Linked DNA regions of Homo sapiens: region 1 is linked to region 2. Evidence: chromatin loops called from intact Hi-C (ENCODE). Cell type or tissue: ovary. All regions are shown on one strand.

Evidence for each region. Hi-C counts contacts between places; a loop is a spot of excess contacts. Peaks named below come from ENCODE experiments on the same cell type or tissue, not always from the same donor. Only the 100,000 strongest peaks of a DNase experiment are listed, where the experiment ranks them.
Region 1: a loop joins it to region 2, with 4 times the contacts of the local background. A loop is called at or near these places in 11 of 110 quality-filtered maps.

Annotation. Positions count from the first base shown.
Region 1 is chr12:131,229,010-131,234,009 of GRCh38, forward strand. It overlaps LOC105370082 (a long non-coding RNA gene), which reads right to left. Exons shown (of 4, transcript XR_945559.3): 4 at 1-5,000. Among named protein-coding and RNA genes, the nearest start is that of LINC02415, 66 kb to the right of the region's middle. RefSeq lists an enhancer at 1,015-1,309 and a silencer at 1,181-1,377. In ovary, no CTCF peak of the experiment used is centred here; a DNase peak (open chromatin) is centred at 1,922.
Region 2 is chr12:131,435,781-131,440,780 of GRCh38, forward strand. LOC124903090 (vegetative cell wall protein gp1-like) reads left to right here. Exons shown (of 2, transcript XM_047429977.1): 2 at 1-4,607. Among named protein-coding and RNA genes, the nearest start is that of LINC02370, 91 kb to the left of the region's middle. In ovary, no CTCF peak of the experiment used is centred here; DNase peaks (open chromatin) are centred at 2,131 and 3,311.

The DNA.
Region 1 (5,000 bases), 210 kb before region 2:
CACTCACCACGAAGGTCTGCAGCTTCACTCCTGAGCCAGCGAGACCACGAGCCCACTGGGAAGAATGAACAACTCCAGACGCACTGCCTTAAGAGCTGTAACACTCACCGCGAAGGTCTGCAGCTTCACTCCTGAGCCAGTGAGACCACGAACCCACCAGAAGGAAGAAACTCCGAACACATCCGAACATCAGAAGGGACAGACTCCAGACACGCCACCTTAAGAGCTGTAACACTCACTGTGAGGGTCCATGGCTTCATTCTTGAAGTCAGTGAGACCAAGAACCCACAAATTCTGGACACACTTTCAGCCAACAAGGCAAATCAACATTCTCAGGGCTAGGCTGTGAGGCCAGCCTGTGAGGGAAGCAGGTGTCCCTGCAGCTCTGGCCTCCACTGCTGGGGTGGGGTGGGGAGGGAGGCCTGTGCCCCAAGGAGTGGCCAAGGCAAAGGGGCCCCTCTTTCCCGAGCTGACATCAGGGTGTCAGGACAAGAGCAGAGAGAACTGAATGACCCAGCTCTGGCCTCCACCTGGTGGGACCCGGCCTCCCTGCAGACCCACCTGCAGCCGCTGTCCCTGCTGGAGGGACAGAGAACAGCCCGCCCTGCAGGCCACAGGGACCACCCAGACCCTGAGCTGTGAGGAGACCCTGGAAAGTGGGAGCGCTGGTTACAGAGACTTCTTCTGGAAGGAGAAACCCCCTCACAGGCACCAAGGGAGCAAAGTGCCCCTGGAAACACAGCTGATCCCTCCAGCAAATAAATTTCCAGGCAGATTTGAATTTCAGATAAACAGGAATGATTGTTACTCTAAGTATGCCCCCCCGTGGGTAGTGCTCCCAGCAGATGGGCCTGCTCCATCAGGAGGAGGCGGGGACTGTGGGCAGGGAGGACCCGTGTCTGCCCTGAGCCCCAGGACACAGATCACTCTGGAGGGGCGGGCCACACGGTCACAGGAAACACTGGGCTGAAAACACTCCCGATAATCTTTTGAAAGCTTATCCTGTGCACTAATTTCCCTAGAAGATTCTCTGTGGGTGGGAAACAAGGTGTATCCTGTAGCTCAGGGATGAGGACAGCAGAGAAATGGCCCTTTTCAACATTGATGTGCCCCGGGCATGTTTATGGGCCGGGAAGAGGCAGCCAGAGGACAGGAAACAGTTGGAGGGGGAGGAAGCCTGGGGCCTCTTATCACTGAGGGGCAGGTGAGGGCGGGGGGCCGGGCTGGCTGCAGCCATCAGCAGCTCTCCTGAGCCGGGAGGGGAGAGGTGGCGGGAGGTGCTCAGACCTGTCCTGCCTTCCTATCTGTACACAGATGTCTTATGTATAATATGTAAGGACATTGAACACATTGATGTGTCACATATTTAGCTCTTGGATAGACAACTTTTTTCTAAAATCTGTTATTTTGCTTTTCAGTATCCATTTCCCATCCTCTTGCTAAACGAACCCCCGTGTTCTTTTGGGTAATCAGTCAGATCCGCTGACACTGCAGTTCCCGTGGTTTAGGAGGAACTAACCCTGCCCCTCCATTCCCGGAGTCCATGTCTGACCCATCAGAACCAGTAAGAGGACAGGGAGCTTTCTCTCATCACCAGGATCCTGTTGCAAAAAGTCAGAATCGGTGCATGAAACCACCACCCAAGGACACATTTTTCATTATTTCAAATGGAAAAAATTACAACACTTCGTCCTAAAATTTCTGCTCAATCCCCTAAAACAGTTAAAGCACAGGAAAATGCTTACATATGAAGATCCAGCTATCATGTCAGGGTGCACAATACTGACAGGGTCCCTTCTTGATGGGCAAATACATGATCAACAGGGTTGTCAGCTGACCGCCACCTGTGCGCGGATGGAGCCCCCTGCCCAGCAGCTCGCGTCAGTGCGGGTGAGCGACCCTCAGCCCCTGCTGGCATCTGGTGCACTTTTCAACACAGGTCTACGTGATCACCACAGGCATATTCGGAAGTCACTTGATTTGTTCCTGGATATTGTTTTTTTACACGTATATTAAGATTTGTTAATGGGAGTTGGATTCATTCTTATGTAATCAGCCATTTTTTCAAGGAGACATCTGCACATTCTATGAATTTTGGATATTAAAACCAAGAGGTGACTCACTGCAATCCCAGCCAAGCCCAGGAAGGCATTCTGCAGATTATGTCAACTGAGTCTGACGTTCTATGGAAAGGCGAAAGTCCTCGAACAGCCAACACCGTGAGGAAGAACAGAGTTGGAGAACCCACATACCTAACTTCAAGCCTTATCTTAAAACGACAGTAATCGCGACAGAGTGGTATCAGTGCAAGAACAGACAGACAGACCACTGGGATGAAACAGGGAGCCAGGAGTAGGCCCACAGAAGCCCCGTCAGCTGATCTGCGATGGGGAAAAGCCGGCTCTGGTGTGGCCTTTGCCCAGCGGCCACCGTTCAGGATGGGGGAGCAAGGACACAGGTGACGCCAGGGCCCCACAGGGAAGAGCTGGGCCAGCAAACATCTTCCGTCAAGACCCAGAGCCCGTGAGGCCTGCAAACATCTTTTCAGGGCACACAGGCTCTGATGCAGCTACTAAAACCTGCCATTGTTGTGTGACAGCCACTCGGGAAACAAAGACCCAGCCCACGTGCAGACCCCTCTTCATGGGCCCAGCAGAGGTGAATGGGCCCCGAGAGGATCCCACGGGCTTTCCCCAGAGGACGAGGCCATGCCGGGGCCTCATTACCCACAGATGTCACACGGCTCCTCCTCCTCCCCTCCTCCTCCTCCCCTCCGCCTCCTCTTCCTGTTGCTCTTCTTCCTCCTCTTCCTCTTCCTCCTTCTCCTCCTCCTCTTCCTCCTCTTCTCCTCATCCTCCCCTCTTCCTCCCCTCCTCCTCTTCCTCTTGCTCTTCCTCCTCCTCCTCCCCTCCTCCTCCTCCTCACCTCCTCCTCCTCCTGTCCCTGGTGGGTGAGCCATCAGCAGTGACCAGCCACACACTTTGAGTCTGGGGACAGCAACCTGGATTCCGGTCTTGCCTCTGCCTTAGCCTCACTCTGTGGCCCTGGGTGAGTCCTGTCCCTTCTCCAGGCCTCAGTTTCCTCACTCATAAAATGAGGAAATTGGACTCGTTCTTGGCTCCTCAAACTCCAGTCTTCACTTCCCACCTTCCATGTTCCATACACATTACTTATTCCACGTTTTTCTTTAAATCATCTCACTTTCACTTCACTAAATTCCTCTAAAGAGGAAACATATTTCACCACCATAAGCAGAAAATCATTCTCACTTACCATAAGCAGAAGGTGGCTTGAACGTGAAATGAAGACAAAATGATGTTATTCACAACTAGCTAAGGCCTCGTCTGCCCAAAGCTCTGAGTCTGATGCCCACTCACAGGGGTTGAAAAATCAAACACCACCGGGGGCCAGGATGGGATTTTATTTGCATGTTAAAATGATAATGATGAGGCAGAAACTTAACAATCTATATTCTTCAGGTGTACAGGCTCACTCAACCCTCGTAAGAGCCAGAAAAGGGGCCGGATGCGGTGGCTCACCCCTGTAATCCCAGCACTTTGGGAGGCCGAGATGGGTGGATTGCTTGAGCCCAGGAGTTTGAGACCAGCCTGGGCAACATAGTGAGGCCCCATCTCTATTAAAATTGGTTTTAAAAAAGAGCCAGAAGTGGCAGGTGCTGTTCTCATCCCCACTTCACAGACGAGGAACCTGAGGGTCCGAGACACAGGAAGCTGCTTGATCCTCCAGCCAGGATGAGGCTGAGGGAGAGCCCAGGCCAACCCGCTCTTGGAGTTTGGACTTTCAACCGCGAATTTTCCACAACCGTATGGAAATGTTCGTCCAGGGGTTCTGGAAACACTCAGTCCCCATGGTCTGTCTTCTGTTTTCCTATTTTTGGTAAGCATTAAAAACAAAACAAAACAAAACAAAAGCTCTTCCCTTTCCCTGTTGGTCCATTCTGAGGAAGCGTCACCCAATGTGGTGACAAACAGTAAGTGGCATCAGCCCCAGCGTGGCAGTGATAGGGCGTGGTGGGGACTGTGGCGCGGAGAGTCCCCACAGGAAAGGGAGCAGCGGCTTCACCCACAGATGCTGCAGCAAGGAGAGCCCCGTGCCAGCTGCCCAGGCTGTTGGATCCGTTCAGGGATCCGGCTTGCACGTGGGCCCACGAAGGGGGTCTGCACGCAGGCAGGGTCTCTGTTCCCCGAGCGTCTATCCCCAGCACCCACAGCAGTGCCCAGCTCAGCTAGGGTGCAATAAATGATGTGTGAACTGGTGAATTCATGGAAATCTCCCACTTTTTACCTATTGGGGATTAATTCCATGTTTTAAGTCTGGGCCGGCAGTGCCACGTGGTCCTCCAGGTGTGTCCTCTGTCAGGTGCTAGAGGACACCCCAAGGTCAGCAGGGGCTTCTGCTGGGTCTCTGAGCCATTATTCTCTCGCCTGCCTCACGTGAACACAGGTTTCCTGGGTGGAGTTTAGTTGAGAGATCGCAGTCATTCGCAGGAGGAAACCTGCTGCTCCCTCAGGGGTGCAGTGAGTTTCAGGCATTAGGACGGAGCCAACACCCAGGCTTCCTAAAGCCCTGAACATAAATTTCTCTCAACTCCCTTTTCTTGGGAATTAGCAAATCAAACACTGTATTTTTCAGTGTCTCAAATCTTGCTTCCTTCCAGCTGAGCCCAAGGAGAGTGAAGGGCAGAGGGTGGCACAGGGTGGAGATTTGAGAAGTTTAATTAAAGCCTCAGGTTCAGGCGCAGGGTGATCCTGATCCATCACCAAGGTGTGGCCGCTCCCACTTCATGAAAAGACAGCCCAGCCCTGAGGATCAGAGCCATCTCTCAGATGGAGGAGAAGTCAACGCCTGACAGCCTTCGCTCATTTGACAGATGCTTCCCCTGAATTCTCCTCTTGGTAATAAAGTGGTCTCCATGGTAACTGTTGAGGCCTTGATGATGGATTAGACAGGCTATTTTTAATCATCCTGAAAACAATGTT
Region 2 (5,000 bases):
GGGATTGGCTGGGATTGCAGCGAATCACCTCTTGGCTCTAATAGCCAAAATTCATAGCTGTGCAGAACTCTCTTTGAAAAAATGGCCAATGATTACATAAGAGTGAATCCAATTCCCATTAACAAATCTTAATATAATACATCCAACAAAGCTACGTGTAGAAACTAAGTGACATCAAACATATGCTTGTCGTAATCACGTGTGTTGAAAACTGTGTTGAAAAGTGCACCAGGTGCCAGTAGGGGCCAAGGGACCTAGGCCCCTTGCCAAGGTCAGCGCATGCTGACCTGCGCTGGTGGTCGGGTGGAGGGCTCCATTTGCAAACAGGCGACAGTTGGCTGCCAATCTTGTTGATCATTTATTTGCTGATCAAAAAGGAATTCTGTCAGTACTGTGCACCCTAACACAATATTTGGACCTTCATACATGTATTAGTCGGTTTTCCTGCTGCTAATAAAGACATACCCAAGACTGGGTAATTTATAAAGGAAAGAGGTTTAATGGACTCACAGTTCCGCATGGCTGGGGAGGCCTCACAATCATGGTGAATGGCAAAGGAGGAGCAAAGTTGCATCTTACATGGCAGCAAGCAAGAGGCCTTGTGCAGGGGAACTCCCATTTATAAAACCATTAGATCTCATGAGACTTACTCACTATCACGAGAACGGCATGGGAAATGTCTGCCTCCATGATTCAATTACTTCCCACCAGGTCCCTCCCACAACACATGGGAATTATGGGAGCTACAATTCAAGATGAGATTTGGGTGGGGACTCAGCCAAACCATATCGATACATAAGCATTTTACTGGGCTTTGGCTGTATTAAGGGATTGATTGGAGATTTTAAGATCATACATTATAATTTTTCCCATTTAAAATAATGCAAAATGTGTTCTTCATTGATGCTTCCAAGCACAGATTCTGACATTTTGCAACAGGATTCCAATGTTAAGAGAAAGCTCCGTGTCACTTACTGGTTCTGATGGGTCAGACCTGGACTCGGGGAATGGAGGGGCTGGGTTCCTCCTAAACCACAGGGACTGAGGTGGGGTACGAGTGACTACCCAAAAGAACACTGGGGTTCATTTAGCAACAGGATGGGAAATGGATACTGAAAAGCAAAATAACAAATTTTACAAAAATGTTTTCTGTCCAAGAATTAAATATGTGACACATCAATGTGTTCAATGTCCTTACATATTATGCGTAAGACATCTGGGCACAGATAGGAAGGCAGGACAGGTCTGAGCACCTCCCGCCACCTCTCCCCTCCCGGCTCAGGAAAGCTGCTCACAGCTGCAGCCAGCCCGGCCCCCCGCCCTCACCTGCTCCCCCTGCTGTCTCCAGAGTCCCTGGGCTTTCTCCCCCTCCACCTGTTTCCTCTCCTTGGGCTGCCTCTCCCAGGCTAAACATGCCCGGGGCACATCAGTGTTGAAAAGAGCTGTTTCTCTGCTGTCCTCACCCCTAAGCTACAGGCTACACCTTGTTTCCCACCCACGGAGAATCTTCTAGGGAAATTAGTGCACAGGATAAGCTTTTAACAGATTATCAGAAACGTTTTCATCCTAGTGTTTCCTGTGACCATGTGGCCCGCCCATCCAGGATGGTCTGCATCCAGGGAAAGATGGGGAAGAGGGGAGGGCAGGCCCAGTGGGGGCCTCCCCACCCACAGGCCCCTCCTCCTCCTGATGGAGCAGCCCCATCTGCTACAAGCACTCCCCAGGGGTGCGGGGTTCATGCTTAGAGCAGCAATCATTCCTGTTTATCTGAAATTCAAATCTGCCTGGCATCAGGTACATTCATTTACTAACCTGCAGCTCCACCTGGAATGATTTGGGACAGCCCTTCCCATCTCCCTGGGAAGGATCAGTGGTGTTTGGACAGGCACTTTGCACCCTGGGTGCCTGTGAGGTGGGTTCCCCTTCAAGAAGAGGCCTAACCAGTGCTCCTGCTCCCTGGGTCGGGTCTCCTCACAGCCCAGGGTCTGGGTGGTCTGCAGGGCAGGCTGTTCTCTGTTCCTCCAGCAAGGATGACCACTGCAGGTGGGGCTGCAGGGAGGCCAGGTGCTACCAGGTAGAGGCCAGAGCTGGGTCGCTCAGTTCGCTCTGCTCTTGTCCTCAGACCCCGATGCCAGCTCTAGAAAGAGGGGCCCTTTTGCCTTGGCCTCTCCATGGGGCACAGGCCTCCCTCCCCACCCCACCACGGCAGTGGGGGCATGAGCTCCAGGGACACCTGCTTTCCTCACAGCCCTGCCCTGAGGACGCTGATTTGCCTTCTTGCCACAGGTCCAGAAAAGTCTGGATTTGATCCTGGCACCGAGGAGGGTCTCTGTGAGCTTGGACTCCTCTCCTGACAGGGGGAAGGGCAGGGCCAGTGCATCTCACAGCCATGGCAGGCTGATGGGACTGTCACACAGCTTTTTGGCCTTGAACTCAGGGCTTAATGTTATCATATCACTTAATACTCCCAGGGACCTGGGTGAGGTACAGTCCCATTCCCATTTGACAGAGAGGAGGCTGGGGTGCACTGAGAGGTAATCAGTGTGCTGGCGACATTTAACAGCCAGCTCTCCAGAAACATAAATCACCCTGATTTGTGGAGATTGCCAGGTTCCCAGGCACAAATATTCCCAGCACATCCAATTTCAAGTGCTAGCAGTTTAACAACTGGCTCATAAAACCCCTGAAAATGTGAGAGTCGGCTCCCACAAGCTGCTGTGGGACAGCCCCAGCTCCCTGATAACCTTCTAGGACCTGCCCTAGTTGGGGAGGAGACGGATCCAGACCCCAAGGGCCTGGACACCAGGGGGGCTCCACTCAGATCCTCTGGCCCTCACCATTCCCAGGACCCCCTCTTGGGCTTCTGTGTTCTTCTCTCTCCAGGGCTGGCTCCTGACACTCCTCTTTAAACAACTGTCCTTAGGCCACTGAGCCCGACCAGCCCCACTGCAGTGAGCCGAAGTGGCCTGGGGGCCAGCCATGCTGAAGCTGCCTCCTCCCAGCTTGTGGGATATGATTTTGGTGTTTACAGTTTTCAGGAATTATATAAACCAGGTATGACACAGGCTGAACATCAGTCATGGTGAAATTATTCACATCCCAGGAACCTGGCAGGGGCTGTGCTGCTGCTGCCCCTGGGAGTGAGTTGTCCCACACTCAGCAGCTCGCCCTGTCTCATCCTCCCCACCTAGCGAGGCTTTGACCAGTGACGGGGGTGTGGGAACCTCCAACAGGGCGGCTGAGGCTGGGTTCACGCTCCAGGGCGCCCCTGCAGGACCACAAGGAAGCCATTGCAGTCAGGAGACCTGGCGCTCAAAGCTTCGCTTATCCTGACCCTGTGCCTCTCCCCGCTCCCTCCCGGCCCTCCCTTCACGCGTCACCTGTTCCCAAGTCCTCATCCCAGGATCTGCTTCCGGGGACCAGGCCTGATAGGCTCCAAAGCTCTGCTCTTAACCAGCACCGCAACTGGAGGAAAAGCAGGAGGCATTTGGCTGTTGATGATCATGACATTTTCATTATTCTGTGTGGTTTGGGTTTATTTTACCCAAGGAGCACAGTCCACAGAAAATAGAACATTTCAGGAATACCAACCAAGCTAAGTAACATGTTCACATGATATTTATTAAAACTGTGATGAAACCGGCTCCACAAACCGTTGATAGAAGATGGGCTGTGTAAAACCGGTACTGGGAAAACGGGTTGTCTGTGTGGAGGAAAGTAAGACTGAATCGCTAACCAATACTGCAAACAAAGATGGAGTCTAGATGGATTAAAAACCTGAATATGAAAAGAGAGAAAATATGAAAACATATAGAGTCTTTGGGAACTTGTGCCTGGGAACAATTTTTTAAACACATTTGGAAAGCATAAACCATAGAAAAATGATTAGTTTTGTCACATCAAAACAAAGGATGCCTGCTTAATGAAGAAGACCATGAACAAAATCATTAGACGACTGGCAAAATGGGAAAAGAGATTTGCAAAGTTTAAAACTGGAACGTGATCAGTGTGTCAAATATACAATGTAACTTTGTAAATCAACAAGGAAACAAGGAGAAATCCCAAAGAATGGACAGAGCGATGTGAGCAGGCAACACCCAGGAGAGGAAATCCCAACAGGCCAAGATGCCACACCCAGGCTGTCTCCTGTCACTCCTGGCGGTGATTAGGAAGCTGGCGGCTCCCAGCCTGGGCAGGGACGCAGGGATGTCCTGCAGGTGGGGGTGGACGGAGGGCCCTGGACCCAGCGGTCCCACCTCAAGTAGACACCCAGGGAGGTGCTGACCCAGGCCCACAGATGACCTCTGAGGCCCACAGATGACCTCTGAGCCTGTCTGTGGGGGCCGGGAGGGGCACAGGACCTGGGTGGGTGTCCCTGGGAGAACAGAGAGGAAAATGGGGTGGGCGCACACGGAGAACCATGCAGCAATGAGACAGCATGAGCTGGTGCACACGGAGCGATATGAGAGCATCTTTAAAACATGATTATTTGTAAAAGTTTACAAATACACAGAATGAAATTAATCACATGAGACCATTGACGTTCATGCCCGGAAACAGCAATGGGCACTCTCCAAGAACACGTCCCAATAAAAAGATCGTCATTACACACGGCTCAGTGATTTCCTAACGGCAGGGAGGGGAATGGGAGGAGGAATGGGAAGGAACGAAAATACACCATAAAGCCTGAAGCCTGAGGGAATCCACGCGCAGAGAGATGAGATGTGATGTGTCACACACTGTGCAGTGGGGTTCATTCACTCCTGACTCTTGAGGGCCAGTCATGAAGTGGGGGAAGAGATGGACGCAGTGAGGTACGGGCTGTGAGACCCGTGGAGACCTCAAAGGCTGGGTGTCAGGATGTGTGTGTCCTCCCTCCCGTTACAGGACAGTGTGACCACACCCCCTGCCTGGCTCTGCCCCTCCAGCCTGGCCCCGCCCACGCCTGACCCAGCCCCCTCCAATGTGGCCCCGCCCCTATGGCCTGACCACACCCCGAC